Regions from separate parts of the Mus musculus genome. Here regions 2, 3, 4, 5, 6 and 7 are each linked to region 1. Evidence: chromatin loops called from intact Hi-C (ENCODE). Cell type or tissue: heart. All regions are shown on one strand. Links, peaks and the distances in the headings refer to the core of each region. The heading gives the core; the rest is flanking DNA.

The links. Hi-C counts contacts between places; a loop is a spot of excess contacts. Peaks named below come from ENCODE experiments on the same cell type or tissue, not always from the same donor. Only the 100,000 strongest peaks of a DNase experiment are listed, where the experiment ranks them.
Region 2: it touches region 1 in a loop (2.2-fold over the local background); 5 of 42 quality-filtered maps call a loop at or near these places.
Region 3: it touches region 1 in a loop (11-fold over the local background); 11 of 42 quality-filtered maps call a loop at or near these places.
Region 4: it touches region 1 in a loop (3-fold over the local background); 3 of 42 quality-filtered maps call a loop at or near these places.
Region 5: it touches region 1 in a loop (4-fold over the local background); 5 of 42 quality-filtered maps call a loop at or near these places.
Region 6: it touches region 1 in a loop (10-fold over the local background); 18 of 42 quality-filtered maps call a loop at or near these places.
Region 7: it touches region 1 in a loop (4-fold over the local background); 2 of 42 quality-filtered maps call a loop at or near these places.

What each region holds. Positions count from the first base shown.
Region 1 is chr13:89,776,984-89,781,371 of GRCm38, reverse strand. The region is part of intron 1 of Gm4117 (a long non-coding RNA gene); the gene reads right to left. LOC108168105 (a long non-coding RNA gene) reads left to right here and starts at 2,562. Exons shown (of 3, transcript XR_001781016.2): 1 at 2,562-2,689. In heart, for the core only: a CTCF peak has its summit at 1,939 (motif pointing left); no DNase peak of the experiment used is centred there.
Region 2 is chr13:90,049,408-90,053,795 of GRCm38, reverse strand. All of the region lies in intron 3 of Xrcc4 (X-ray repair complementing defective repair in Chinese hamster cells 4), which reads left to right. Among named protein-coding and RNA genes, the nearest start is that of Xrcc4, 38 kb to the left of the region's middle. In heart, for the core only: a CTCF peak has its summit at 1,841 (motif pointing right); no DNase peak of the experiment used is centred there.
Region 3 is chr13:90,884,624-90,889,011 of GRCm38, reverse strand. It overlaps Atp6ap1l (ATPase, H+ transporting, lysosomal accessory protein 1-like), which reads left to right. Exons shown (of 7, transcript NM_001145879.1): 6 at 2,218-2,458. Among named protein-coding and RNA genes, the nearest start is that of Atp6ap1l, 19 kb to the left of the region's middle. In heart, for the core only: a CTCF peak has its summit at 2,095 (motif pointing right); a DNase peak (open chromatin) is centred at 2,761; H3K4me3 peaks cover 790 bases; H3K27ac peaks cover 3,808 bases.
Region 4 is chr13:90,513,833-90,518,220 of GRCm38, reverse strand. The region is part of intron 1 of Gm35111 (a long non-coding RNA gene); the gene reads left to right. Among named protein-coding and RNA genes, the nearest start is that of Gm35111, 33 kb to the left of the region's middle. In heart, for the core only: a CTCF peak has its summit at 2,287; a DNase peak (open chromatin) is centred at 2,190; H3K27ac peaks cover 707 bases.
Region 5 is chr13:90,822,157-90,826,544 of GRCm38, reverse strand. No RefSeq gene overlaps it. Among named protein-coding and RNA genes, the nearest start is that of Atp6ap1l, 81 kb to the left of the region's middle. In heart, for the core only: a CTCF peak has its summit at 2,461 (motif pointing right); no DNase peak of the experiment used is centred there.
Region 6 is chr13:90,838,985-90,843,372 of GRCm38, reverse strand. No RefSeq gene overlaps it. Among named protein-coding and RNA genes, the nearest start is that of Atp6ap1l, 64 kb to the left of the region's middle. In heart, for the core only: a CTCF peak has its summit at 2,237 (motif pointing right); no DNase peak of the experiment used is centred there; H3K27ac peaks cover 1,004 bases.
Region 7 is chr13:89,665,537-89,669,924 of GRCm38, reverse strand. The region is part of intron 12 of Vcan (versican); the gene reads left to right. Among named protein-coding and RNA genes, the nearest start is that of Gm4117, 66 kb to the left of the region's middle. In heart, for the core only: a CTCF peak has its summit at 1,718 (motif pointing left); no DNase peak of the experiment used is centred there.

The DNA of each region.
Region 1 (4,388 bases), core at 239-4,238:
TCTGGAATGGCAGGTTACTGTTGTAGAAACACGCTAAGGTTATAAAGTCTATAGGAAAGATTCATGTAGGAGCAGACCTGGTATCCGGTGTGTAAACGAGGCTAGGATAACATCATTGCTGCATATAATTACCACATAGTGAACTTAGTATCTCTCTTTAGCTTTATCGGGAATGAATGAGTGAAAGAGTGAGTGAGTGAGTGAGTGAGTGAGTGAGTGAGTAAATGAATGAATGAATGTGATCCTACTTAGTTCTCCATTAATAAATCCTGCTGGAAACTCTCTGACCAGGATAAAGTGAGCTCCATAGCAGATTCTTATGCCCTGGCTTGGTTACCTGATCAACCACTACCCAACTGTGGGAAACAGAAATGAAATGTGCTGGCTTTTGTGTTAAACGTTAACGTTAAATGAGACAAAGAAAGGAAGAAAGAAAGAAAGAAAGAAAGAAAGAAAGAAAGAAAGAAAGAAAGAAAGAAAGAAAGAAAGAGAAAGGAAGGAAGGAACAAAGAAAGAAAGAAAGAAAGAAAGAAAGAAAGAAAGAAAGAAAGAAAGAAAGAAAGAAAGAGAAAGGAAGGAAGGAAGGAAGGAAGGAAGGAAGGAAGGAAGGAAGGAAGAAAGAAAGAAAGAAAGAAAGAAAGGAAGAAAGAAAGAAAGAATTGTCTTTAAAGAAGTCATAGAAAGATGCCATTTGTCAAAAATCCCTTCTGAGACAGCATATTCCTAAAAGTCAAAATCCGTGGTTGGGTTCCATTCTCCCTAGCAACTGCATAGTATTAAATTAGTCGGCTGCATACAAATGAGGGGCTGAGATCTGGCCTCTCAAAGTGAGGCACAGGACAGACCCACTGCAGTTAGTTTTAAAAGATCCAAGGGGGATCCTGGCGGAATATGCTAAGTTGCTTGATTTATCAAGGCTCAGCACCCTTCTGCAAAGTAAAACCTTTTGTTATGTTGAAATACTTTAGATTGTGTGTCAGTCTTCCCTGGGATTCTAGTTCCTCTCCTAACCCACCCAGGGATGCTCTCATCACCTAGTCTTACCTCTGGTGCTTTGGTTCTGTCAGCTTGTGTAACTCAAGGTTAATCCTGGAGGGAGCATACTTCTCGAACAATATCATTTATGGTTTCTGTTTTATGGTACACTGGTTCTTTGTCCTTATCTTTGCCTTGCCTGATTCCTTGGCCAGCTTCTGAACTCAACCCTCCTCCTAAGCACACAGCCTTGCCTTACTTCTTCCAAGACCTACTCTGGCCTTGTCGAGTGAAACAATCTATTCTGATCCTCAGTTAGATAGACATCATCACAGTCCAGTGTGTGGTTCAGGTTATCTGTTAGTGTCTTTCTCCAGCTATACAAGATGGACCGATTTTTCATAAGTCTCTTGCTGCACCATCTTTGTACTTGGAGCTCTTCAGAAACACAATACAGTGTGATTTTGATTTGTTGCTGGCTTTGGTTGGTTGGTTTGATTTGTTGATTCTGGAATCGAACTTGTACCCTTGGTCATACTTTGTAAGGCCTATCATTAAGTTGTAGTCACAAAAACTTTTAGCCTGAATTGGATAATTGAGGTGGCAGAGTGGCTAACACTGGTTCCCAGAGATGTTACTAAGTGCATACTAATCAGGAACACACGCCGAAATGATCTTTAACATGGCTTTCAGTTCCCTGTGTCGGCTCTGCTTCAGTTTCAGTCTCTAGATTGTGAATTCTCCTGAAGTGATTGGATTCGATTTTCTCACAAGAATAAAGATGTTTATTGTTCTCCCTCCTATTAGAAAACATGATTTAAAATACCTTTTTTTTTTTTTTTTTTTTTTTTTTGGTAAGGGGTTTCTATTGGTTTTTGCACACTTCCCCAAATGTCTCCTATTAATGGGAATTCTGTAATTACAAAACCAATCTAAGAGGTGAAACGCCACCTGCTGGACATATTTGCTGGACATGTTCTCAGACAGGTCTAAGGCCCTAAGAACAAGAGAGCTTTGTTCTTTGGCCGTGAAATCACACTGTGGTTTCTCCTCCCTATACTCAAATCTCAACTTTGTAACTGACTTTCCTGTCTATGAATCACACACACACAAAAATGTTATTTGTTAAAATACAACATATTGATTTGGACCATGTTTATTTGATGTCTAGCTACTTGTTTCACATTGGCACTTTGAGGGGAAAAAGATAATTCCACCAAAGTAAAACTGAGTGGTTTTAGTCTCTTATCAACTTGGTTTGAAAGCAATCCTTGAGTATTAAGAGACACCTTGGCTAGACAGTCAGACAAGGGATAGGAGAGTTCACACATCATGGAGCAGAACATACATTAAGTCCAACCTTTCCTCTAGTTCCTACCGTTGGCTCAGCAGTTTTTAATTTGCCTTGCTTCAGAGAGAAACCATTTAGAGGATAAGCTGGGGCTCTGGGTTAGCAGAGTTATTTTAGTGTGAAGTGGAATCTTTGTCCGGATAATGTTTTCCCTAAGTTTAAGGAAATTTAAATGACCTCCACTTAAAAGGAACAAAAAGACATGATTATGCTTGGTTTTCTTTCTCCACCTCAGAAAAAAAAAATATCCATCTATAATGTCTACTAAGGTTCAAAGAAGCTTAGGAGAAGGTGGTCATGGTTAATTAATGAAACAACAAGAGGATTGCTACCAGCCTCCAGCCTGCTTAGGATGCCTCTAAGGTACTTTATTTAATTTTCACAGAAGAAACACATTCATTTAGCCAAAGCTAATGATTCTTTCCAGCAGCCCCAGGTCAGCCAGCTATTCATATTGTAATTTCATCTCTGTCATTCTGTATTTCGGCCTCTTCACAAACACATTTTTCCCCTTTTCATTAGTTTTTCTCTGCCCTAATTGCCGTCAGTCAGCTTAGGACATTATGATATTTCAATTTCTGTTTCCTGTGTCCACCAGCCTAATGCTTAATGTATTTGCTCCTTTGCCAGTTTTCATTTAACCTTCCTTTTTCAGAGACTTCTTAGGACATCTCAAAAACTTTGAAATCTCTCTGAACATTAAAAATAATTCCTTTACTGGAATAACCACTCAAGTTGAATTTGCCCTCCGCCCCCGTCTTCCCCCTTCCTCATCGATGAGATGCACCATCTCCTTGACCTCTATAAACACTGGTGTTCATATACAGACTCTGGTTAACTGAGACCCTCACAAGAGTCCATGAAAATTTCTAGCTACTGATCCTTCTCCTTCTCTTCTTGAAAAGGCTTAATAAGCTGGCTTTCCTTTTTCCCCCCAATAATTATTTTTTATTCACTTTACATCTCAATTACAGTCCCCTTCCCTCCTCTCTTCCCAGTCCCACCCTTACAAATCCCTCTCCCTTTCCCCCCTCCTTTTCGCCTCAGAGAAGGGGAGCCCCCCCTTTGGTTTCCATACCAACAGGATTAGGCACATCCTATCCCAATGTGGCCCAACCAGGTAATCCAGATAAGGTGAAGGGGATCCAATGGCAGGGAACAGAGAGGGCAGCCCCCATTCTACTTGTTAAGAGACCCACATGAAAACCAAGCTGTGCATTTGCTACAAGTGTGTAGGGGTCTAAGTCCAGCTCCTGCATGCTCCCTGGTTGGTGGACTAAGTCCAGCTCCTGCGTGCTCCCTGGTTGGTGGCTCAGATTCTGTGAGCAGCCATGGTTCCTCTTTAATTTTTTTCTATTAGTTTTAAAAATAATTTAGTATTAATTTTTATTTTATGTACATTGGTGTGTGCCAGCATGTATGTCTGTGCGAGGGCATCAGATCCCCTGGGACTTGAGTTACAGACAGTTGCAAGCTGCCATGTGGGACCATTGCAAGCTGCCATGTGGGACCATTGCAAGCTGCCATGTGGGTGCTTGCAATTGAATCCAGGTCCTTTGGAAGAACAGCCAGTGCTCTTCACTGCTGAGCCCTCTCTTCAGCCCAAGAAAAGCATTTCTAAGCTGGCTTTTCTTACATGTAACTTTTTACTGGCGAATTGCAGGTCAGTTCAAACACTGCAAAGGAAAACTCATGAGGAAAATGTGAAGCAATTGCAAGCTTAGTCACCCTCTCATTCTCTGTGCCCAAGGTCAATTGCATTGTCAAGCTAAACTGTCCTTATTCCTACAAAACATCCTATGCTTTTATGAAAATCTCTTCAGAGGCATTGACAAACACTAATTTTAATATCATTTGTATCAATAAACAAGCAAGAAATAAATATCTACCTGCAAGTGTTAACGTATCTTGAGTGCAAAATAGGAATAAACACAATTTTACATTCTAAAAACTTATCCTATTATTAGAATTGCAGGACTGATTGCAAATCAAACTCTGACAGAGGCTCTAAGGCTAGCTTTTTTTATAGCACTGCTGATAAACAGCATGCAGGATGTTAGTA
Region 2 (4,388 bases), core at 193-4,192, 270 kb before region 1:
GTAACTCTGATACTCAAACCACACAAAGATTCAACAAGGAAAGAGAATTACAGATCATTTTCCCTCATAAACATAGATGCACAATTAGTTAATACTCAGTAAAATACTCACAAACCATATTTAAGAATATATCAAGTAGATCATTCACCATGATGCTGGGATGGTTCAACATATGAAATTTAATGCAATATACCGTATAAACAAACTGAAAGAAAAAAAAATCAAAACAGGGCTCATCTCATTAGATGCTGAAAAGGCCTGCAATAGAATCCACATCTTCATGATAAAATATCTTGGAGCTACAAAGGGTCAGGGCTACAAGGGATTACCTAAATAGAATAAAGAAATTTACAGTAAGCCTAAAGACTACATTAAATTAAATTCAGAAAAATTCAAAGTAATCCACTAAAATCAGGAATAAGAAAAGGCTGTCCACTAACTATATTTATTCAATATAGTACTTGAAGTTCTATAGCGCAACAAGATAATTGAAGAAGATCAAGGAAACAGAAATTGTTTTTTTAATTGTATATCTTATTTATTTACATTTCAAATGTTACCTCCTGTCCCAGGTTTCCCCTCTGCAACCCCCTTTCTCATCCTCCCTTACCCTGCTTCTATGAGAGTGCTCCCTCACCCACCCACCCACTTGTCTCACCTCCCTAGCATTGCTCTATGCTGAGGCATCAAGCCTTCACAGGACCAAGGGCCTCCTCTCCCATTGATGCCAGAAAAGGCCCCATCAGCTCCTTCAGTCCTTCCCCTAACTCCTCCATTGGGTCCCTGTGCTCAGTCTGATTGTTGGCTGTATGCATGCACATCTGTATTGGTCAGGATCTGGCAGAGCCTCTCAGGAGACAGCTGTATCAGGATCCTGTCAGCAAGCACTTCTTGTCATCAGCAATAGTGTCTGGTTTTGATGTCTGTATATGGGATGGATCCCCAGGTTGGGCTGTCTGTGTGGCCTTCCCTTCAGTCTCTGTTCCACTCTTTGTCCCTGTATTTCCTCTAGACAGGAACAATTCTGGGTTTAAATTTTAGAAATGCATGGGTCGTTCCATCCCTCAACCTAATTTCCCCAAGATTTTGTCTTGATGAGTTATGTCTTGGAATCTTTCCAAGTCATCAGCTTATTCTTCCTTTTGGGACATCTCCGCTTAATGAGGATGTCATCTCTCCTGAGACTCATTTTCAGCTGGTCTCCAGGGTGCTGTCCTGGTCTGATGCATCGATGCAGGAGCCATCTGGATCCTCTTTCATTTTCTGGAGGGATACAACCATAACCTTGTCCTAATATTAGAAGAATATCTATCCCTTTCCATTGGTTAACTTTCATTTAACATATATTTCATACTGTGCTTCCTTTATGCAAAATATTTTTGGGCAGCCGAAGAAGCATTATTGTTTAAAGTGAATTCAATTTACATAAGTGTGGCTAAATGTACCACAGTATACTGGTATTTAAGTGGGATTACATGCTTCTCTTTATCTTTAAATATGGGATGGTGTCATTCCATAATTTCTTGACCATATGAATTATAAAGAATTCCAGTAACATGGTTAATATTTCCTAAATTGAGAAATCCGTTATGGCTTTTGTTAGAATAAGCAGGACTATTATTAGGTTTTAGTTGTAGCCAGAGTCCTAGAAAGGAGAAGGTGGATGCTAAATGATTACTAACATCTGAAGTGGTGTCACCCTTGTAAGTCGAAACCACAATCATGTTAGAAAAAGTATCAACCATTACATGAACATATTTGAAGGGCTCCAATTCTGAGAGATGAGTGATATGTGTTTGCTAATGGTGTTAAATTTTTAACCCTTGCAGATTAATTCTACCAGCAGAGGGCAGTGGGGTGAAAGTAGACCAGGAAGGGCAGGGTCAAATGATTTGTCACAAGGTGTCAAGAGAAGTGTAACACTTCTGCATTTGATGAAGAAGTTCTTGAGATTATTGAGCATCCTGAAAAGAAAGCGTCAGGTCAGAGAGGAGGCTAGTGGATTGGCTTGTGTAATCGCGACTCTTAACGGGTCTTACGAGTTAGAATGAGCATATATGAGTTATGAGAAAAGGTTGAATTCATTGTCATGTAGAAGTCTGAAGGCAGAGAAATTATTGTGAAGTAACGTTAGTATCTGGGCTGGGTTATGTCTTGCTGTTTTTAAAAAAGAAAGAGTTTGAACACAATATATAAAGCCAGTTATAATAGTAAATACTGAGAACTATCTAATAAAAGCTGATTGATTGTGGCAAATTAAGACTCTTGAGTTGTACCAGGGATCAGTACAATCTTTTGTAGACGATTTGGAATTTATGTATAAGACGTAAGCTCCTTGTCTTTTTGAAGAGGCATCTATAAAGGCATTAAAAACTATCTTTATAGAATATTACCCATGGGGTATCTTTAAAAAAAATCTTGAAAGGAGATTTTTAGAATAATGATAATCTATTGATCCCAAGTAACATGCTAATGCAACCTGCCAATTATTATTAGTATTGAAGAAATAATTGACCTGAATTTTTAAAAGCACAGTGATTTCTGTAGGCTCAGTATCACTAAGTTATTTAAGATATGCCCTTATCGGTCTGAAGCCCCATAGGAGGAACATCAATATGAACTATGCAGTACCCCCAGAACTCCTTGGAACTAAAACCACCAATCAAAGAAAACACATGGTGGGACTTGTGCTTCTAGCTGTGTATATAGCAGAGGATGGCCTAGTTGGTCATCAGTGGGAGGAGAGTCCCTAAGTCCTGTGAAGGTTCTTTGCCCCAGTATAGGGGAATGCCAGGACTGGGAATGGGTGTGGGTGGGTTGGGAAGCAGGGGGCGAGGGGAGGGGTAGGGGAGTTTCAGAGGGAAAACTAGGAAAGGGGATAACATTTGAAATGTAAATAAAGAAAATATCTAAGGGGAAAAAAAGAAAAAAAAAGATATGCTCTTATCAAGTCTATATTTTAGATAACGTGTTGTGTAACATTGTGGAGAATTATGACATGCATAAATTTTTCTAATACTATTATCTGTTAATATATATAATTCTAGTAAGTGATGAGGAAGAAAGAAGAGTAAGGAAGTGATAAGGAAGTAAAGGTTTAATTTAAGCAGCTACTGCTTTAGCTTCAGCAATATTTAATAAAGCAGTAACTTGCTTCTGTTTGGCTAATATATTTCTTATGCAGTTTCACTGAGTCTCCAGAAAGTAAAGAGCAGAGCTCTAAAATCTTTAGTAGTAATAGGTGCATAGGGCATACCCAGTTGACATAGTCAATCCTTTTTTATTTTATGATGTCAAATTTATTGCTGAATAATATGTCCTAACTACAAGATGATTAATTTTGTATTTTATCCAAACTTCTGTTTAAATTTTATGGTTTTAGTTTACTTACCATGGAAGTTAAGTAGTCATATAACTATTGATTAGATGAGCAGGTGAGAAGAACAAAACCTTGGGAACCTTAGCACTGCAGTAGCTGCTTTATATACACAATATTGCCATGAACGCTGCCTATTTTTATCCCTTGTTGTAAAACTTTCCCACCGATCTTGGGTCACTGGCTGTTGACTGTTTAAAATAGCAAACCAGAATGCAAGATGTTCTTTATCATGAGAATATAAAGGGGTACAGAAAAAGTCATCCTTTCAGTCAAGTATAGTAATGAAATGTCTTTGAGGAATCACACTAGGAGGAGGAAGTCGTGTCTGGAAAGCCCCCATTGCTTTCATAGCAGCGTTTATGCCTCTGAGATTACATAACAGCTGAAATGTATTTTTTTGCATTTTATGAATTACAAAAATATGGGAATTCCAAGGATCAACCTGTTACTATGTACGTGTTAAAATTATTACTGTATTAGAAGTTGGATCTATTTTAATTTTCTCCCACCTAGGGGTCATTGATCAATCCACACTGAGTTGTCAGATTCCTATTGTAGTTTAAAGGCTCTTTGGATGGCCCCTAATCAATGACCCCAGTTAGGGGATTGATTTTGCTTTTTTGTATTATAATCATCAGATGATTTGTTAGTAGCACTGGTAGAGTGTGACTTTTATTTGTTGTAATTTATCTCTTCCTCAAAGACTATATGAAGGTCCTTAGACAATATAAGGCTGCTCGGTGCCAGAGTAAGAATCATTGTCAGTCCAGATTAAGATATTATTTTAAAGACTCCTGTTATCCTCCATCACCTTGTAAAGAGGTGAGGGTCCTATAGACACTGGCCAGGGTGGATGCTATTGTTCTTTTTTTTTTTTTTTTTCCCATTTTTTATTAGGTATTTAGCTCATTTACATTTCCAATGCTATACCAAAAGTCCCCCTTACCCACCCACCCCCACTCCCCTACCCACCCACTCCCCCCCTTTGGCCCTGGCGTTCCCCTGTACC
Region 3 (4,388 bases), core at 277-4,276, 1.1 Mb before region 1:
TTCTTGGTCATGATGTTTGTTCAGGAATAGAAACCCTGACTAAGACAGTAACCGAACAGATGTGCGCATTTGATTTAGAAACATGAAGCACCTTTGATTTGTAATGGCACTGTTCCCCAACTAGAAAATACCCTTGTAAATTCTCCTCTTTTCCCTCCTCTGCTCCCCCTCCTCCTCTTTTTCCATCTCTCCCTCCTCCCCTCTTCCTCTTCCCCCTCCCCTTCTGCCCCCTCTTCCCCCTCATTTACTCCTCCTCTTCCCCCTCCTTTCCCTCCTCTTCTTTCCCCTTTTCCCCTGCTCCTCCTCCCCATCCTCCTCCCTCTCTTCCTCTCCCTCTTCTTCTCCCCCCTCCTCCCCTCCTTTTCCTTCTCCTCCTCCTCTTCAGGTAGGATAAAGGTATGTGACATTTATATCCATAATCCCTCTATGTCTTACCATTTGAGTCCCTTGCCCAACTTTCATCTGCCTATCCTCTCTCCTTAAAAGCCTTTCTGACCAAAGAGGGCTGTGCTATGGTTGTTTTTTTGTTAACATGACACAAAGCTAGACATAATTGAGCAGAGGGAACCACAAATGAGAAAAGGCACTCTCCTTAAGGGTGGTCTGTGGGCAAGGCTCCTTAGTGATTGATGTGGGAGGGCCCAGCCATCACTGGGCTGGTGGTCCTGGGTTCTACAAGGAAGCAGGCTGAGCAAGCCATGGGGAGCAAGCTAGTAAACAGCATACTTCCACGGCCTCTGCATCAGTTCCTGTCACCAGGTTCCCAACTTGCTAGAGTTCCTGCCTTGATTTACCTCAGTGCTGTGTGGTTATCCGGGAAGTTACCTCCCCAAGTTGATTCATGGTGTTTCTTATCATAGCGTTAGAAACCCCAACTGTAAAGTTTATACTTACTATGCTTAGAAGACCAAAAAGCAAAAAAAAAAAAAAAATGCTTCTAGCACATAAGTCCCTTGTAACTTGCACAAGCTGTACCCTAGCAGTCCCCTCCCCTTTCTCCAGACATTGAAGACTATTCCTAAATTGACTGAGCTTGTAAAATTTGCTGTTCTAGAAAGACGGTGGGCCATAAAACTAGCTGCTCTTCCCGCTTTCATAATCAAACTTGCTTACTCTGCTGAAAAAGATGACTAGGGCAACTGTAAGACATATATTTTAAAATTAGAGCCTGCCTACACAGACAGATGCATGTAGTCTGGTGGGTTTTGACTTTGTAAGCCTTGGCCTGACATGACTAGGGGCTGCATCTTGGGATGGCTCTCAGGTGCAGTCCTGGCCCCACCCTGGGTGTCAGTCCTTAAATGAAAAGACTCTGGTTATCAAAGTATATTTTTGGTCATGGTGAATCTCTAGTGAGCCCAGACCCCTCACCCTAACAGACTGGGCTGACTGCATCCCATCCGTGTCATGGAGAGTATCAACACCCTAGCCTCTACCTAGAATTAGATTGTTCAGAAGTGTTCTTTCTACCTCAGCTCCCAGGACTCTCCATGAACACAAATAGAATAAGGAGAATCCACGAGAACAGAAAGATCAGAAATATTGAGCTATAAGAACAAGAAAATAATTGATAATTCAACCAGTATTTCCAATTACTACCAATGTTCTAAGTCTGTCAGTCTTGAAATTTTCTATGTAATGTCTCATCTTTTAAAATAAAATTATCATGAATACACTATACTTTTTCATGACTAGAGAATGTTCCACGTTAATCGTTAGTGGTGAGGGTGATGGTCTCAGGTTGAATCTGACAGGCAGTTTAAACACAACATAGGAGAGAAACTAGGCAAGTGGTTTTGTCCCCCTAGACTCAATTCCTCATATATGACACTGGGATAATGTAAGAAACCTATTGCTATTATTTTATGACTAATTCTGTGTTAATATACACCTAAGTTTTAATTAAATTTGATAATGAACATAACATGCAATAATATACATACAATTTGATTCTTAGAAAAGAAAATAAAAAAGCGCCCTCCCACTTCGTCCCTGGAGGATTTTTGTATTATTCTTTTTCTTGTTCCCAATCATGTGCCTTCTTACCAACCTGGCTCTGGTTTGGCTCCGGAAAAGCCTCTTCCCAATTCCACAGCCTGACAAAAGAGGGCGCCATTGTACTGTTCACGGATGACGCCCGGCTTGAGACAGTTAAAAAAAAAAAAAAAAAAAAAAAAAAAACGCTCCAGCTAACACTTAATGTTCGATCCTTTTCAGGTTCACCCTAACCAATTACAACAAGCTGGCCAGCCAGAGTTGGTTTAGTTTACACCGCGTCGAGATAATCTTCAACAATTCGGTGCAAGCAACTTTTAACGCAACCGGTATATATGCTCTGTCAACTTACTCCTACCGCTGCCAACGGGTCAGCAGCCTGCGGCGGAATGATGCCCTACTGTTGCTTAGCAGCTCAGATGATGTGACAAGCCTGTGGGAGGTCACGTTTATTGATTTCCAGGTAATAAACTAAAACGCACTCTTTACTTGGTGCCAAAGAAACTCAGTTGAAGTAACCCAAAACAGGACGCTTAAGGAAGAGTGTCCGTGCAGTACCTTTAAGGTAGTGTTGGTTTATTCTGGATCTTCTGAGGTGTGAGATGGAGCAGGGTGGAGAGTTTCTTCTGCCTGAGCCCTCCAGGGCTCGCGTTTACTTTCCTGTTTACCCACTTCCCAGGTACTTATCTAAACCCTAGTGCAGCTGTGGCTGAAGCCCGGTGACTGACATTTCCTGGGCCCAGAGCTCTGTGAGGAGAGCCCTTCTGGGAGTAAACAGCGATCTTATCAGGGCAGATTAGAAGTACATCTGAAGTGGGAAAGACAGTGTTGACAGTTAGCCTGGGAATGGAATCGTCAGCCATCAAAAATAGCCCAGAGAGCTTGAAAACCTGGGAGAAACACATGTGAGCATGACAGGCGCCTTTGCAGTCAGCGTCCCAGCTGAGAGACATTCTCTCAAGTCCCTCTAATCTTGTTTACCTGCGGCCTGTCTTACTCACTGAAGCAGCATGCATGGCATTGCACATCCCTTATAAGGGCATGCATGTTCCCGCTTGTTCTTTATTTACATGGGTGTATAGATTCATGTCTATTTCTCTCAGCTTGGAGGAGGCATAGCGTTGATGAAAGGCCAAGGGAAGATGGGAATAACACGCATTTTGGAGTCAGGCAGATAGGAGTTTAAAATCGCTCCTCTACCACATGGCTAGGTTACTTCACCTTGTCCATATATGTCCTGTCTTCATCCATGTAGAAAGTAGGTGACTTCGTATGTGTGCAATACTCAGGACCATTCCAGGCATGGAATGACAGTGGCACTTATACCAGCATGTGCTAGTGGTTAAGACGGCCCATTTTATGTTATGTACATTTTGTAGCCGAAATAATAAAACAAACACTTGCTCAAAGACCAGGGATGGGGGTTTCGAATGAAGGAAAGGAAGAGAGGTCAGAGGAGGACTTTGCAGCCACCAGGGACGACTGGTTCGCAGACTCACAGGATTTGACTTCTGTGCTGGCTGAGCAAGGCTTTGAGGCTTTGGAGCAGCAGCAGAAGGGAGGAGCACCCCAGTACGTATTCACAGGGCCCCCCCCCCCCCGAGGCCCCAGAGAACTTGCTGTAAGACGCACATCCCTCCTCAGGATTGTGTAACCTGCACGCGTGAAACTGCCTTCCTCACAGTGAATGGCATGCTAGCTTTGTGGAAGCACCAAGAATGTAAACAGAAGCATGGATGCAAGCTCAGGCCAGGGGAGAGGAATGTCCGCAGGAGAGTGCTGTCCACTCTGCAGGTTTGCTGGCATTTCTTGTAGAATAAACATTTGTCCCTTGGTAGGCCCAAGAGAGTGGTTGCAGACCCTAATTCCTTCCATGGTTACCAAAGCCACGAATTCTCAAGCCCCTTATATACAATGGCATGGTATTTGCATATGACCCACATACAGCCTTCTATGGTAGTGACAAGGAAAGAGATAGACAATACCAAAAGCTGTGGAGTCGTATGAAGCCACATGTGTATGAAACCAGGTTTTTCATGTGTAAATTTTATTACCACACGCTTTCTGCTGTGTGACTCCAGGTGAGTTACAGAACTTTCCCGAGCCCCAGGCTCTTCTTTAAGCTACAGTAAAATAGTCACTTGCCCATGGGCTGCTATGAAGACTCTGTTGGGTCAGCAGTATCTGGTATATAAAAAGCCTTCAGTGTGTGCCTCAGTTTGGGTTTTTACCACGCCAGGACTCATGTCCTCCCTGAGAGATGCTTTCCAACCACTCCCTGTCAATGACATCACACACCATACTTACCAAACCCAGAGCTTCCTTGGAGTTAGAGACATAGCAGACATGCTATTTTATATGAATTCAAATAGTTCTAAAAATCAGATTAAAAG
Region 4 (4,388 bases), core at 198-4,197, 740 kb before region 1:
CTTTTCCTTTCTTTTCCTCCTTCCTTTTCTTCTTGTTACAAGTTGAGTTAAGTTACATGAAGACTAAGGGACTTAGCCAGAGCTGGGGTTCAAAGTAGACAGGCAAGAACTGGTTTTCCTACTGCCAGCTCTGACATCTACATAATTAGTATTATTTAAAAAGAGTCACATATATTGAACTGGTGACAAAACTATATTCATAGTAGAAGCTGGTAATGGGAATAAGCTTGTGAGTTCCAAGGCAAAAGCCCTTGTACTCTGTTGAGTAAAAAGGAAGAAAAGGTCCAGTCTAGACCTGGATGTCTAGAAGTGTTTTAAGTGTCCTGCATCCACAGAGACTTTAAGGACAGAGTCAGAGAAGGCAGATTTTTATGTGTTGCCTTTGTTGTCTTGAAAGAGCAGACTCTGCCAAAACGATAGCAGCCATGCAGAGCCTAGCATCTGCAATCTCTAACAGGTTTCAGATTTCTAAAAATGACTTGGAAAATCACATGTCAGCAAACTAGAGGGGCAAAAGGGAGCCACTGATAGGGAATCAGTGAATCTCACGTGTATTTGAGATGCTGTGACAAAAACATGCAATGCACCAATCACAAGGTCTGCAGTGTTTCATTTTCCTCTTCATGACAGTGATTACATTTATGATGTCTTTCAGAGACTTGAGCAAAGAACACAAGCTGAAAAATCAATACAGCAAATGGCAAACATGCCAAGGGTGTGGATTAGAATGGGAACCAGAGCCAGTGAGAACATGGTGTTTGGGTAACATTGTGCCTGCACTGGCAAACTTTAATCTGTTATATTTTGTATCTAAAATATATGGAAACACACAGATGTGGTGAGAATGGGACAGATACAATTAGAACAGGCAGTTTGGGGATGAAAATCAGATACCTCTGATTACACTTGGTCCATGCCATGCTTATCACAAATGACACAATGAAGGCTCCAGAATGGAGGACAACTGCCATACAGGTATATCTTGTCGCCTAGGAGTCTGTTGCTTTGTGTTGTCTCTCTTCAATTCCTTTCCACTCATCTGATTGTGATTCTTAAACCCTCAAGTCTTTATATTTGCTTTGGTTGTATTACTGCCAGACAAGAAGAAATGGACAACACAATTATATCCATATGCCTACTATGACAGAACTCATCTTAAGGAAATGCCGATGCCCAAGATGAATGGTGGTGCTCTCCAGAGGCTGTTATGTCACTTTAGTCCTTGCATGCAGCCTTAGTAGACTAATGATTTGAGAACAGAAAGAAGGCATATTTTGTAGAATATATATATATGCACACACATACATACATACAAAATATTTTACATCTATGGGTGGTTTTAAAGATTATTGCTCTATTTGTTATTATTGTAAAGGCTAACATCTAGACTTTCTTTAAATTATGAGTGCTTAAAAATGGAAGACTCTCACTTCTTAGACAAATGAGTCCAGAACATGTATGTTATGTATGTTATGTATGTGGGTTAGGAAGAACAGGCAGGCACTGGTTAAATTCCCATCAGCCAGGAATTCTGAGCATCCCAACTGAACATATGCACAAAATCCTGAAAAAGCGTTTGAAATTTAGCATTGCAGTAACATGTTTAAAATAACTTCAGAGTTGATCTATAACCAGGGCACTTCTAGGTTTAAGCAAATATAGCAATTAGTTTTTCATTTTTTAAAGGGAGCTCATTTTGTGTAGCTAAATATAAATCAAAAAATTTTAAACACTATCCTCCAAGGCAGTTTAATTTTGAGCAGAATTTGAACGAAGAAGTAAAACCAAATCTCAAAGATGCTTCTGGTGTGGTAACATGGATCCTGGAGTGCAGCCTCAGAGCCATTTGGCTGTAGCCTCACATTCAGAAGGGCCAGCCAAGGAGACACATAGGCAGACTGCTTCAGAGAGATCAGCCTAAACCAGTACCATTTCTGAGACCAAATTCCCCTCAGAAGCACTCTGTAAATCCCCGAGTTCCTGTAGTAAGAAGTCTGTCCCTTTATTTAGTTTCATTGTGTGTTATCATTAAATGGGAGGAAATGACAAAAGCCACAGTCAAGGATAACCATGTGACACTGGCTTAGGCAGGCATAGGGTGTGTCTAGAGTGTGTTTCTGCTCAAAACTGGGTTACAAATGTGACCTAATGCTTGAAGCCTGTAGCTCCCAAAGAGGAGGAAGTTGTGCAGTGTTCTGGTGCTGATGGCAGGTTGCCAACCCAACAGAATTGCACAATCAGCTTCTAGGACATGCTGCATTTTTTTTCTCTCCCCAGAAATCAGTAAGCCACACTAGAGGGCAGGCTAACCTAGACCTTTATTCAACCCCTGCCCCCCACCCAAGAACAAGAATTTGCTCCCTTGTGTCTGATATAAGCATTATAGAAATAGAAGCCTACAGTTGAAAAAAATTGTGGCACTCTACGGAGCAAGCAACAGAGATTGTAGTTTGTGTGATACATCTATTTTACTCTGTGCTTGGAACATGTAAGGACAGCGCCACTTTAAGTAAAGCTTAAGGAAAAGTAAACCAACAAAAGGCAATGAAAATAGTGAATAACATGTCGTTATTAACTTGAATGAATTAATTAATATGTTATCAGAAATTAATACTATCAGACTAAATTAATATTAGAAAAGGGGTATTTCTTGACCAGTAACATCTTCTGTACAGGAATAGAAAATACAGTAGACATTGTCACTGCGGTGCAAGTCAGATACATAATGCTAGTTTGCATCTGATATCCTGCTTTTATTTCATTTTCTTCAGTGTGGTCATCAAGCACTAAAGGACTTGAGAATATAAGCTGTATAAAGTGGACTGTCTTAGGAACAAGGTTAATATTCTTCCTCCTGGACTTGCCCCATACCACCTCAGACTCCTCAGCCCTCCCAAGGAGTTTAGGATGTAGTAGAAAGTCACATAAAATTTCCAATCTGAACACTGAGCATATGTATTGTTAAAACATTGGTTGATAGCCACAACTGGCTTCTTGCTATTCTTTGAAAATATCTATGTAGAAGATTATCCTATTTTCCATATGTTCTGTGCTAGTCCAGCTTCTCCACAGACATGGAGACAACAAGATATACATAGCAGTCGATTTGTCAAAGAGGCTTGTTGCGTGCAATTCTGCAGTCTGAGAGGTTTCAGATCTGTAGTTAAAGACAAATGTAATGCCACATTTCAGTAATCTGTGCATTTGGGAAGCCAAGGCAAGAGGATTACCAAAACTTTGAAAATAGCGTGGGCTTCCAAGGAAGACATTTTCTTATAAATGGACAAAAACAAAATCAAAACAAAAAACAAACAAACCTAGAGTCTGCAGACTGGAGACAGTGACGTGGTTTCACATCTGAGTGTAAAGCCCTAAAACCCATGAGAGCTCAGGATATAATATCATGTCTGAGTCAGAGTCTAAGAGACGCAACTGATGCTGCAGCTTACAGATGGAGCTCTGGAGTTCTTTTTGCTCACCTATTCATCCAGGCTTTCAGTAGGCCAGATGAATCTTCTCTGAAGACTGCTTTATTGCTTTTGGGGGTCTACAGATCCAAATGTTAATTTCATCCAGAACTGACCTCCCAGACACAACTAGAAGAATATTTTCACCAAATCTGAGCACCTCAAGGCTCAGTGTCACAAACATCCAATCATCTCAGCTACTCTTTGCTTTGTGCTTACTTTTATGCTTTAGAGAATGCAAAAATCCCTCTCTGCAAGCATCTCAACCTGAAGCATTGGTTCCCACTTGCAAACTGTGAGTTATGATGTGCGTGTTAAGGTCATCACAAGAGCTTACTGTGGTCAGAAGAAATTGTTTAAACCAAGCACAGTCTTCATGTGCCTTATAAAAATGAAGTGTAGATAGATTTCATAATTTGAGCAATATGAAATTTATACTACTTTTTCTAAATCTTAGTCATAGGCTTAGAAAATACATTGCACATTTATTTCAAAGTCTAAACAATGATAGCTAAAGCAAGAAGTCCCCAGAGATGACCAGTCTGACCAACAAAATAAAAATTCCTCTGACTAATCTGTTCACGTTAAAGTGGTGCACAGTGTATCTCTGGTGGGCTTGGTTCATTAGGATAAATGTAACATGAGCTCAGTGATGGTAGAGGCAAGAGTGAACAAGACATGAGTAAGCGTGTCCTCACAATTAATAATAACGGAGCCACAAGAACACCCCGTGCTGGGAGACTCCTTTCCCTCTCATGACTCATTTGTCAGAGATTTCCTTTGTTTGCTACTTTTCTCAAATAGCATTTCCTCTCACCAAAGAAGACACTCTAGTTCTTTGGGTTGATCTGTTGCTTTTGTTTAGTGACCAGGACTGGGCCCTTTAAATAGTGAGCCTCCTAGTGATGGTAGAAGTGACGA
Region 5 (4,388 bases), core at 155-4,154, 1.0 Mb before region 1:
TCCAAAGTTCAAGGTCTCTTCTAAGATCCATTCAATCACTTAACTGTAATCCTCAAAGAAAGACAGGAGACCAGCTGGGCAAATTCCAAACTCTGTATCTCCATGGCTGATGTCAAAGTGGTCTTCAGATCTTCACTCCTTTTTCATCTTTGTTGACTGCAACAAACTGCTTTCTCCTAGGCTGGTTCCACTACCTATTAGCAGCTTTCCTCAGCATGTGTCCCATGGCTCTGGCATCTTTAACATCTTTGTGTCTCCAAGGCAATTTCAATGTTACACCTTCTTGTTTCAATGTCTGGGATTCCACTTGATCTTTTGGGCTCCTCTTAAGGGCTGGCATCACTCTCTAGCTGTGCCCTTTGTAGCACTCTAAGCTTAGGTTGATCCACGTCACTACGGCTTCTGTTCTCAGTGATCATCCCATGGTACAGACATCTCCAATACACAAGGGTGTTCCACTCTAACTATACTTCACCAATAGCCTCTCATAGGCTTGCTTCATGGTGCCATGCCTCAAATCCTTTGCATGACCCCTTCAGTCATGGGCCATCAACTACAGCTGAGGCTACACCTTCTCCAATGGCCTTCCAAGACCTCTCACAGTGCCAAGCCTCAGCTGTTCTTCATGACTCCTTCATGCCTTCAAAACCAGTACCACCTGGGTGACTCTTACACATTACCAAGTCCAGTGGCAGCATGAGGTACAACCTTGGCTATCTCTGGAACACAGCTTCTTTGTGCTCCCAGAAAACAACTCCCAGATTTCAACTCAGTGATGCTGGTCTCTTCTTAATCATTGCTAATTCCTTAGCTCCAGCTAACCAGCATCAATTGTCCACGTAGTTCCTTCCATTCTTTACTCTAGAGCCAGAGCCACATGGCCGAAGCTGCCGAATTCTGCTGCTTGCAGGAACTGGAACATGACCCCCTTGCACTATTACATTATCATTGGCTTTATGTTTTCTAAATCCTTCACTGCCTAAGCTTGGCTATCCTGGTTCTTGCTCTGTAGATTGACCTTGAATGCAGAGATCAGCATGCCTGTCTCATGAGATTAAAGGTGTGTACCACCATGCCTGGATCTAAATTCAGCTGGGTAGGATCTTGCCCCAAGGTCCTACTCCCTTAATCTGTTATTTCCTAGAACACAGGATTTTGCTCCATTTCACTTCCTGGTATGTCTTTAATACTCGAACCATATATTTTTTATTTTTCCTTTCTAAGCTTGCTATGCTTGTTCAAACTTCTCTTTGTGAGACTTAACCAGAGAACAAAGTCTCTGCTGGGCTTTTTTGAAACTTCCTTTGTCAATGCAATTAATGCAATTAATTCAAGACTCTTCATCTTAGCCTCAGGCAGACTTTTCAGACAAGGGCAAAATGTAGCCACATTCTTCACCAAAATACCACAAAAACAGTCTTTATGCCATATTCTGAAATTCTTCTCCTTTGAAATCTCTTGGGCCAGGTCAACACAGTTCAAATTACTCCCAGCAACGAAGTCTTCCATATTCCTACTAGGATGACCGATTAAGCCCCATTTAAAGCATTCCACTGCTTTCCAAATCCAAAGTCCCAAAATCCACATTCTTTCAAATAAAAGCATGGTCAGGCCTATCACAGCAATACCCCACTCCCAGTACCAACTTCTGTCTTAGGGTTTCACTGCTGTGAACAGACACCATGACCAAGGCAAGTCTTATAAAAAACAACATTTACTTGGGGCTGGCTTACAGGTTCAGAGGTTCAGTCCATTATCATCAAGGTAGGAGCATGGCAGCATTCCAGGCAGGCATGGCACAGAGCTGAGAGTTCTATGTCTTCATCCAAAGGCTGCTAGTGGAAGACTCACATTTAATATTTTTGATCAATAGAAGAATTAAAGGGGATAAGTATATTTACATTATAATCCCCAGACAACCTTTAGTCCCACAATTCTCTTTCTAATCGACATCCCTTTCAACTTTTTAGGGGCACAAATATCATTTTTTTCCTGTTTGTCTTAAATTCGTGCCTCCAAAACTAAAAACGTACCAGTCTTGCAAAGATCCATTCTGAGCCTCCATGAATATGCTTTAGTCAATGTTCTTTGAAATGGTGGTCATATTATGCAGAAAACCACAGAAGGATATGCCCAAGTTAAAATTGTGTTAGAGCTTTTTCTGCTTACTAATTTGTTATTGTTTCCTTGCCTTGTATTAGTATAATATGAGTTGAGTAAGTATTGAAATAATTGTGTAATTAAAAAGAATTATAGTCATCATTAGAGGACAAAACAAAATGCTACTGGGGCGTAACGATATATTAAGCTTTTATCCGACTTCCTGGTCACATCCCACGAGTTTGCTGACAGAACACCCACATCACATTTGTTAGGAGAGAAAACCACTTCCAGGCGTCTAGGCCTCCCTCCCTGTTCCCACAGCCACCTTCTGTCTCCAGAAGGCTTGTGTCTGCCTGAACACACAGCAGGAAGTCACCAGAGGGCATTCCTGGACCATCAGTGATCAAGGGACAACAGCTGGAAAGCACAAAATTATTTTTGACTTTGGCCTCCTTTTGAATAGAGTGAAGGCTTCCAATCCACCCTGGGGAATGCATGGAGCCTGAAGGCTGTCTTGCTAAGCAAACCACCACCCAGTGCTGGGGCATCTGCAGGAAAATCCTAACAAGTGACCACAAACTTCAGACTTTCCGCTTCCATACTGGTTCAGTGTTGTCCTAAGAAGTTAAACAGACAACTGGCATAGAGAGACATCTCTGAACTTCGATGTAAGACACAAAGGGTTCAGTTTCAGTTTTAGACCTCCAAATCTCAGTTGTTCCACCTGTAAAACGATAGTTAGAAAGGATTCTTGAAGATCCCTTTAAGGTCCCTCAGTGTCTGGATTCTGCCCTCATCTGTGCCCAGGCCACACCCATCCTTCCACTCCCCCCCTCCTTTCTCCCTCTCTCTTTTCCTGATTAAAGAAAAGCCCAGGGTCTAGTGATACCATGTCTTGAGCAGCTTTGCTATGAGCCTATGTGCTGCAGAGGCAGCCTCTGAATGTCTGTCACAGCACATGGACTAAGTAGTGATGGAAGCCGAGTACTCAGGGTTTCGGTAGATACACCCTCACTCACTCACCCATACCTCATTCAGGCTTCCTATAGTTAGGCAGGGTTGGAGTAGCTATAGGACACAGCAATCCAGCAGCTTGGAGCATTAACTGTATTCAAGGATCCTGAAGAAAAGGTCGAAACAACTTCTGTTAAACAGAAAGATTGTGGAACTTAGTTTAAAAGTGCAGACTTTTTCAAATCATGAGGCATGGCATATTTCAGGGAGCATGACATGCCTCATGTGACTCAGTGTATCCATAGATAAGGGAGCAGGATTTTGGCCATCTGTATCAGCTAATTATTGTCTACAAGTATCTCTGGGTGAAATCTCAGAGGTGATATTGTAGCAGGGGCCACCTCTTCAGGGAAGGCAATGGCTGTGAGCTGTATGGTGTCAGTGGTGTGCTGAACAACTACAGGTACTTTCCAGCTCCTTGTTCAGCAGCCTCCTTCTGGTGGCCATAATGAAAGCATTTGCACCATGAAAGTCAACCAGAGCTACACACATTGGACACCCCCACAGGTACATCCCCACAGGGATCTGGCTGCTAAATACTTCTCAACACAGTGCTGCCCAACACTCTTGGCAGTTACGGAATGGTGCCCTGTTTGGTGATGGGGAACAAAAAGCCTACCACCTGCATATACTCCATAGGAATTACAGAAGACCAATCCCTAAATTATCTCTCCAGCAGCTGGCAGCTATTTCCTTTAGAACTGGCTTTTATTATCCTCTTTCAAAGTGTATGGCTTTGAGATACATAGAAATAAAAATGGGCAATATTGTATTCTAAACAACTATGGTTTTTGAGTGTAAGCAAACAAATAGCACATCCGTGAAGAAGGTGCCATGAATTTAATAACCCGTGGGGGGTCATGGAGGTGTGTCCTGCTGTGTGATCTAGAGAACGCATTCAGAATAGCTGTAGAACTTCAGTACTTTTGGGAAGATATGTTTCAGAATCTACAGTTTAAAATGCTATACTTAATTGAAATGCGGGAGAGGTGGATTAAGCTCTTTCTAGTTGTCAGTCCCAGGAATCAAACCCTGAACTTTACACGTGCTACATGGATATTGTACCACCAAGCCACAATCCAGCTCTTGATTAAGCATGTTATTGGGGGAGGGAATTTTAAATGTGTCCAATGGTATATGATTGAATACTATAAACCCCTAGACAGTCACTTCTCAGATTAAATGATTAACTTCTGGCCAGTCTCTTTCATCGGTGTTCCCACCACTTTTCCTGGGGCTTAAGGAAAAAAAGTGAAGACAGTTTACTGGGC
Region 6 (4,388 bases), core at 86-4,085, 1.1 Mb before region 1:
TACTTACTCTAATCTTTGATTGTGACCATTCTGTAGAGCATTGCTGCGCTGCTCATCAGTTTCTTCTCCTTCCAAGCTAAGTCAGCTAAGAAAGCAACCAAAGGAAAGGCTTTCTTCTCCTTGTCCCGTAAACATTTGACTGAAAAGCTCTCTGATGCCACAAACTACGGGAACTCAACATGCCAGTGATCAGTCATGCATCAGTATGTACGTGTTTATTTGTGGGCCAACCATTGCTTGGTTAGGGTTTCTGGGAAATTCTCTGTGCCTACAGATGAAAGGAAGCTACTCAGTTGTGAGCCCAGGTTCTTCTGGGCTTATCACGTTTACCATTGGCCTGACATATTTTCAGTCCCCAGAAGGAAGACAGGTCTTAGTCTCAGATCCTTGGTAGAGGATGATTTCACTGGAGAGATGGTTCTTAGCTTTGGAATAGAACCTTGAGGCAAAGTGGGAATGTGCTTAAGATATTAGGATGTCATCCTTGAATTCCACCCTGTTTCTGTTGGTGTATTCTGCTTTTCTTACGTTTTAAAATATATTACTATTTTAATTAACACAATAAGTGCTGGCCAGAATTGGTAGTGCATGCTTTTAATCCCAGCACTCTGGAGGCAGAGGCAGGTGGATTTCTGTGAATTTGAGGTCTACAAAGTCAGTTCCAGGACAACTAAGGCTCTTACATACAGAAACCTTGTCTCAGAAAAACCACAAACCCAACCAAATAACAACCCCCATAAACCAACCAACCAACCAACCAACCAACCAACCAACCAGCCAAACAAACCAAAAACCATAACCCAAACCCCAAAGATCCAAACCAACAAAACAAACAGCAAACAAAAACAGCAGCAGTAGCAGCAGCAGAATCATCATCATCATCGTCATCATCATCATCATCAGCAGCAGCAGCAGCAGCAACAACAACAACAATAACAAAACAAACAAGAACACAGCAAAAAACATGTGTTTGTGAGGGACAGTGAGACATTGCAATGTGTGTACATTATATATGAAGATCAACTTGGGGTGATTTCCTCTAGTATCTGTTGGTGAGCATGTAGTTAACTATTACATGGATCTCTGGTCTGCACAGGTGAGAACAGAGGGTCTACGTGCAGGGCAGGAGGGTACAAAAATGAGCAAGAGATGTAGACTGGAGCTGTGGTTCAGTGGTGGATTGCCTACCTGGCATTTACAAGACCTATGTGATATATGTTCAGTAGTTGTGTGAGGACATTGTGAGAGGAAATAAAAATTATAACCCAACAATATACCATAAGGACCCAGGTTGGAGTTGACTGATCCACTGTCTGCAGAGCAGAGCTATGGGTTAAGTTCCTCTCTTGGGAAAGATCATCGCTCAACTTCGTGGAGAGTTTGATATCCTTTATCTTTGTTGATTCTACATCTTTTAATATGCACTGAAAACCTGGATCTTTCTGCTTCCGGAAGTTCATGATGAACACCCCATCTTACCTATTGCTGCCACAAGCCCGCCCAACCAAACCAAACCAAACCAAACCAAACCAAACCAAACCAAACCAAGCCAAGCCAAGCCAAACCAAACCAAACCAAACCAAACCAAACCAAACCAAACCAAACCAAACCAAACCAAACCAAAAGAAACCAAACCAAACCACAACAAACCAAAACAATACAAAAACTCAGAAAAAGAGAAATCACCCCCAAACTAGCAAAAACCCAAAACTGAACAATAGGTAGAATCCAGCTCTTACAATTTAACACTGGAAGCAACCAATCTTAATTCCTCTGAAGAAATACTGTACCCCGCGGTTACTGTGACAAAACGAAGACAGTAGCAGCGTGTCCTTGCTTGGGTTTGGAATGGATATACAAAGACTTTAGAATCGAGGAACTAACAATAGAGGGAATGCTGCTGTGAAACCAGATGCAGGATGTCACTGGAGAAATGTGTCTTGTTTGAGGGTAAGAAGGCTTTGTCTACAATTAGGCTCCGTAAAGCAATGGGGGTAGGCAAGGACTCAGTATGGCCTAGAGCCCTCAAGGGTACTTAAGATAAACATGATTGAGACAAGACAAAGAAGATAGAGGAGAGGGCACAAAATATCGGAGAAGGGAAAGACTTAAATTTTCCCTTATTCAAAGTTATAACCGTTCCTTAATCCCTAGGTTATAGGGCTTCTTCACATTGACCCAGCAAACATCCCTTCACTTCCCTGTTGACAGAATATGTTCCCCATTATATCACTAGAGGTCGCTAGAGAACCACTGATCAGTGTCTGAAGCTGGCTAGATAACCCGTTTCAACCGTGCAGGAAATGCTTATTTTTCTAAACATGAACAGTCCCACAGTCACAGAAGAGTAAAGGCCAAAGTCTTAAGTTTCAAAGATTAAAACATGGCTATAGCTATCACAGCACGCAGTTACCTACACACTGTGAAACTGGCTTCGTAAGTTTTTAAAAAGATGTCCCTGGCTGAGTTGAGAGTAGAAATTTCGCTGTTGGCTGAAAAAATGGCTCAGTAGGTTAAGAGCTTGCTACAAAACCGAGAGGCCCCGAGTCCGGGTTCCCAGAACCCGTGTAGAGTTGGATATAGACGCTCCCATCTGTAACCCAGTACTCCTATGGCAACACGGGATATAGAGACTGAAGAATACTTGGAGAGTACCTGGCAACTTGGGGTGGGTGGGTGGTGGTGGGTCCAGCTACCTTGTCATCTATAGTGCTGAGTATCAAACAGACCGCATCATAAACAAGGTAGACGGTAAGGCTGACACTCAAGGTTGTCCTGAGATACACATATCATCTACACTTGAGCACATGCGTGCATATGAATACATATACCTGGAGGAACAGGGGTTGGGTGGGGAGAAAGAATTCCAATATTTTGTAGAATAATAACAACATTGCTATACTAAAACAAACAAACAAACAAACAACTTTTTATGTAATATTCATTTAGGCTCTCTCTCTCCTCTGTGTGTGTGTGTGTGTGTGTGTGATATGTATATGTGTGTGTGAACTGATGTTAACGTACACTATTAACCTAGGATGTTGGGCAAGCAATTGAACTACATTCCCAGCTCCTTTCCAAACATTTTATTTTGAGCCAGTTTTTTTTTTTTTTTTTTTTTTTTAATATGTTGTTCAGGCTGGCTTTGAACCACCTCTGTAGCTGGGGTAGGCCTTGCATTTGTAGTCCCCCTGCCTCAGCCTCCTGAATAGTAACACCAAGCACCACTTGGCATACATATCCATTTAAAAAAAAAGATTTATTTATTATTATAAATAAGTACACTGTAGCTGTCTTCAGACACACCAGAAGAGGGCATCAGATCTCATTATGGGTGATTGTGAGCCACCATGTGGTTTGCTGGGATTTGAACACAGGACCTTCGGAAGAGCAGTCAGTGCTCTTAACTGCTGAGCCATCTCTCCAGCCCATACATATCCATTTTTATCCTAGTATAAATGATGTCCTGGGGTTAGTGGGAGACAAGGAGGAGGCAGCACAGGGGCATGAGGCCAAGCGCATCTGCTCTGCAGCAATCTGGAGGTCTCACCTCTGTGTTCCTCATCACGCCCTTAGGAAGTGCTGTGGGTATTAGAGCCAGCTTTGAGGGGAACAAACAAACAAACAAAGAAACAAAGAAACAAAGAAACAAAAACCCAAGGGAGAAAAGAAACAAAACAAAAGCCCCACCTGCCCTCAGTATTGTCAAGCCCTCCCTTTCCAGACAATGACTTTGCTGGGACATTGGTACTGACACCTCTGGAGTACTTAATGTGAATGTATTTTGGGCATGCCTGACATTTTTGATAGTGTTAACGCTGATAAGTGCACAATCTATTGTTCAACAATCTATTGTTTTGACTACTCTTAGTTACCTGTAGCAAATCACTGAAGTCCAGGAAACAATGAAATCCCCTCTTAATGCCCAAGCAATTAGCTGTGTGAAAGGTTTGCTTTGATTACGTTTCAGTTTTATCGAAAGAATTCTGTGTGCTGTTTCCTGATGCACATTTATTTTTCCTGCCCTTATCCATCATCCAAACATTCATTATAATTCTCCCACTTTGTACTTTCCACGACGGATCCATGGATACAAAGACAGGCAGGAAACAGGACCTGGATCTTAGGTTAAAGCAGTTTGAAAATGTCAGAGGAAGAAGTACGGGAGAAATGAAGTTCTTTTTCTCAGTTTGTCTGCATGCAGCTGCCTGTTACGGTTTTGTCAGGGAAAATTCTCCCTGATAACTCACCTGCTTTCTTTTCTACTTAAAAAAAAAATTGTAGCTAATGATTTGAAAACCACGGGCCTGGGGTGCTAGGGTAGAACACATGAAAAGCAATATGGTCACCGTCTCTTTATTTAACCCATTGGGCAGCAGCGAGCACAT
Region 7 (4,388 bases), core at 149-4,148, 110 kb after region 1:
TGAAGAAAACTTAATGAATGCAGGAGGCCCCTTAGCACTGCTTCATGAAACTTTAGAATCATGTGCACATGTTTAAATTTAACTGCTAATTAGTTTAAGGCAATGCACAACCATGGAAAAAGCAAAGAAAATGAAGTTGAATGGTTTTTGGCACTTTCTCTGGCATTTGGTTCCTTAGCATTTCATGACTGACGACTTGTGCAAACAAGCTTGAGTGGAGGCGCCCACTGGCACAGTGCTTTGCGTGGATTAAGTGCATGTTGCTCCTAGAGGCTCTGCTTGGGGCCCCTGTCTCACAGTGGGAGTAACTTACATCCCTCTGGAAAGACTGTTGATAATTATTGCTTTGTCAGTTAGTGAGCTCACAGCATTTCACAAGATTAGTGCTGTACTCAAGAGTGGCCAGATTGTCTCCCCTGCACAGAACTCTGCCAGCTAGGAAAATAATGGGCACGTTGCCGCTTTAACAGCTATCCAGAGACCCCACGTTAATTTTCCTTCCCTTCAGTATACTGAGTTTGGTAGAATCCAACTGCAGGCTTCCAGTGGGTAGTGATGCCTGAACAAACGTCTCTTTCTCCTTTGAAACAAAGCTGCTCTTTTCTTCTTCGGTTGTGGGCTCAACTAATGATAACAGAAAAACCATAACCTCCTGTAAAATGTAAATAAATCAGGACCCAGACCAGAGAGCATGGATTAGGAGAGCCTGAGATCTACCTTGCAGGGACGGCATTTGCCTCACTCAAGGAGAACAGTTAAATGTGTCCCCTGCAGGCTACAAACTAATGACTATTGTGTACTAGAGCTACCCAGGAAGGAAAGATGTTTTGAGTTTTGTAATAAGAAGCTCCCATGGCCTTTGTTTTCTTCAGATAACGATTTGTTCTGTATTCTGGAACATACAGTTGACTCAAGTGATTACCTAGTGGCAAGCTAACTGCTATCAGTGTGTGTATGCATGTCCATGTGTGTGCTTGTGTGGATGTATGCTCCTGTGTGTGTGTGTGTGTGTGTGTGTGTGTGTGTGTGTGTGTGTGTTCTAGGTGGGTACACAGGCTCTTGATAAAGTATTTTTGTATATGCAACTTGCTTGTATTCTCTGGAGATAGTCTTCTTGGCCTTGGTGACATGGGCTATATTAGGGCTTTGTGGCTCTCAGAGTCCAATAGTGGTTTAATGGGTCCCAGGTGGAAAAAAAAAAAAGAGTTTACACAAGTCAGCTTGTAGTATAGGTGTGATATTTTCAGAATGTAACTTTGCAGATTCATACAGCATGCATTTGATTTTTGTGCACTGGGGCATAATTATTTATTGGTCCTACTCTAAAGATATTGAGTAGATCTACCAGACATGATTATACCGTGTCTGATGAACTGTCACTGTTGATGTAAATCATTAGATGCTATTCATAGAAACATGAAAAAACAAGCTTTTGTAGTGCTCGTCTTAGGTAGAAAAGTCAGATGAGAGCTGTAATAGTCAATAGCAGAATAGGATGGAACTAGAAAATATAGCCTATCTATTTGTAAAAAAATCACAAAACTAGGAGCACATGCCACAGTGGAGGTCATGCCACAGTGGAGGACATGCCACAGAGGAGGACATGCCACAGATGACACTTTAATTTTTATTCTGCAGGTGGAGTTAATAATTGTGATTCTATATCCTGTGCTGGCACTCAAAGTACTACCATATTGAGCAGTCTATGTCACCACCTGGTGGTCACATTATGCTTTGTATTTTTATATGAACAGCACTAGTGTCTGCAGGGGTGTTGTTTAGGTTCGTATAGCTTTGAAATGTATAATATTGTAAGCCCAATAGTTAAATGCAAAATGAGATGATTTGCAAGCACAGTAGGAAACTAACAGGTACCTTAAGCTTCATAAAATCCTGGCAGTTAAGGTTAAAATTAGCCCCGTTCTTTCTTGAACCTTCACTTTTACACACTGTAATAGAAGCCAACAGGTCACTTCCTTGACTTTTCTTCTTGGCAGGTGAACCAAGAAGATTTCTGTAGTTTAGTATACAAACTTTTCTTCTGTAAATTAAATTATCTGTGTTTGGAGCAAAAAGGAAGACGAAGAGCTGTGATTGAATTTTTTATGGAATATAAATAAAAATTAAAGTTGAAAATTTAATCAATTTCTCCCAAAATTATCCCTGAAAAGGTGTCAAGTTACTTTTATCAATAGGGTATGTATGATATTTAAATGTTTTTAGCACCATCAAAATAGTTCCAAAACATAGTATTCAATTAGCTACTCCAGGAAATCCAAAGTATTGTGAATTTTAAAGTATAAAACATGATGACATCTGAGCTGAAGAATTATAGCTAAATATCTGGTTGGATACAGAGACAATACAAAAGGGACCTGACAGTCACAGATTCAAGATTTACAATGCCAGTGATATGTGAGATACCCAGAAACACAATTGTTAGCTGTCCAGGAAGAGAGGCCAACATTTACAAAGTGTGCAATTGGTTTTCAAGGATGTCTGCATAATAGACATCTCAGACTTCCCACCTCACTGGGGAATATGTTTGACTGCTCTTCTGGCCATTGTGGTTCATCTCTAATAGATTTAAGCAGAATTAATCTGTTACACAAGTCTGTTCGAATAAAGACATCCTCACATCCATCAAATGCATGCCTACTCCCTGCAGAGTTCAGAATAGGAAGACAAAAGATGATATTTGATCTCCTTGTTTACCAAGTGGGTGCTGGGAACCAAACCTGGGTCAGCTCTAAGAGCAACAGGTAGTCTTAAGTACTGACCCATCTCTCTAGCCTCATATTGAACATTTAAAAATTCTATGAATTCCTTCACCTTGTGTCCTAAGAGTTCTGATATTCCGATTGAAATTCACCTATCTTAAAGATAATATATTAGACTACTTACTGCCACTTTAAAAATAAATGCTTTATTAACGCTTTGAGAATTTTATACAACATGTTTTGATCATATTCATGCCCACTCATTTCCTAAATTCACTTGAAATATTTTTATATATTTTCTGGTAAATTTACACATGGAGATAGTACTTGTAGATCATATTCCTGCTTCCCAACTCCTCCCAGACACTCTACCTTGTGCTTCTTCTTTTTTTTTTTTTTTTGAGACAGGGTTTCTCTGTGTAGCCCTGGCTGTCCTGGAACTCACTTTGTAGACCAGGCTGGCCTCAAACTCAGAAATCCGCCTGCCTCTGCCTCCCGAGTGCTGGGACTAAAGGCGTGCGCCACCACATCGAGCTCCTTGTGCTTCTTTTGACTTCTTTCAGAAATTCTAGTGTATACATACGACAACCTCACAAAAACAAACCCCAAAACAAAAACAAAGACAAAAAACACACCAAAAAAAAAAAAAAAAAACACTGAAAATCTAAAAAGTCAAAGAACAACAAGACAAAACAAAACCAAAAAACACAAATATTATTTTGAAGTAGTGCATTGGGAGAAGGTGAACCAGCTTATGCTTAAGAGCCTCTCTTACACCTGTCTGGTCCTCCTTGCTACCCAGACATTCACACAGTTCCCCAGAGTTAATTGGTCTTTATTTGTGCCAATCAATGCAGCAACAGTTAATGCCTGATAGATAACCTTGTATTCTTTCTTCTAATGAAAGCAGGACTTAAAGCAGAACCCAAACCTACTCCCCCTCCCCTTTTAAGGAATAGAGGAAACTTCTTGCTTATTCCTAAGTCTTACATAAGTCTACAAAAAGGTTTTAATAGTCCTTTGTAAAGAGGCAGTTATTTGTTTTTGTGTATGGAAAGGTGAATTAAGTAAAGTACATTGCTTGGGTTGGATTGTTCATGACTGGGACACTGATTAATTGCTGAGATTTTGATATCATTGATGATGATCATGTGTCACATATTTTAAAAGATGAAATATCATGTACTAGGTATAAATGGGTATTTGACCCTCTAGACTCCATATATGGTTATGCACGACAAGATTCCCCTTGTAATCCATTATTGAAAATTGCTCAAAGCTAACTCTGCCTCCCATCCAACCCTGTCAGTCAGCCCACCTGCCATGCTGACTGAGACAGGTGGAGGAACTCCAGACATGGGCAAGAAAACTAATTCTGCACCCATTCAGAGAGCAACCCATTCAGTTGCTTTCAAACAGGAGGTCCTTCCCTGAGGGGTTAGGATGCTGCCAGGCTGGGATGTCATGTGGGCTGCAGATAACCAGCAGGACAATTTTGACAAGAAATGTAAGCATTTATAATTTGGTATATACTTAGATGAATAACTTTAGTCTGCTCTGAATTTTTTCCCAGAAATAGTTGGGTTGGTTTGAAACAGCTTTCCTGTATGTGGAGACAAGTTTTGTGCAATAGACTCATGCTTATTATTAGCTGTTGGAGTTCAGCCA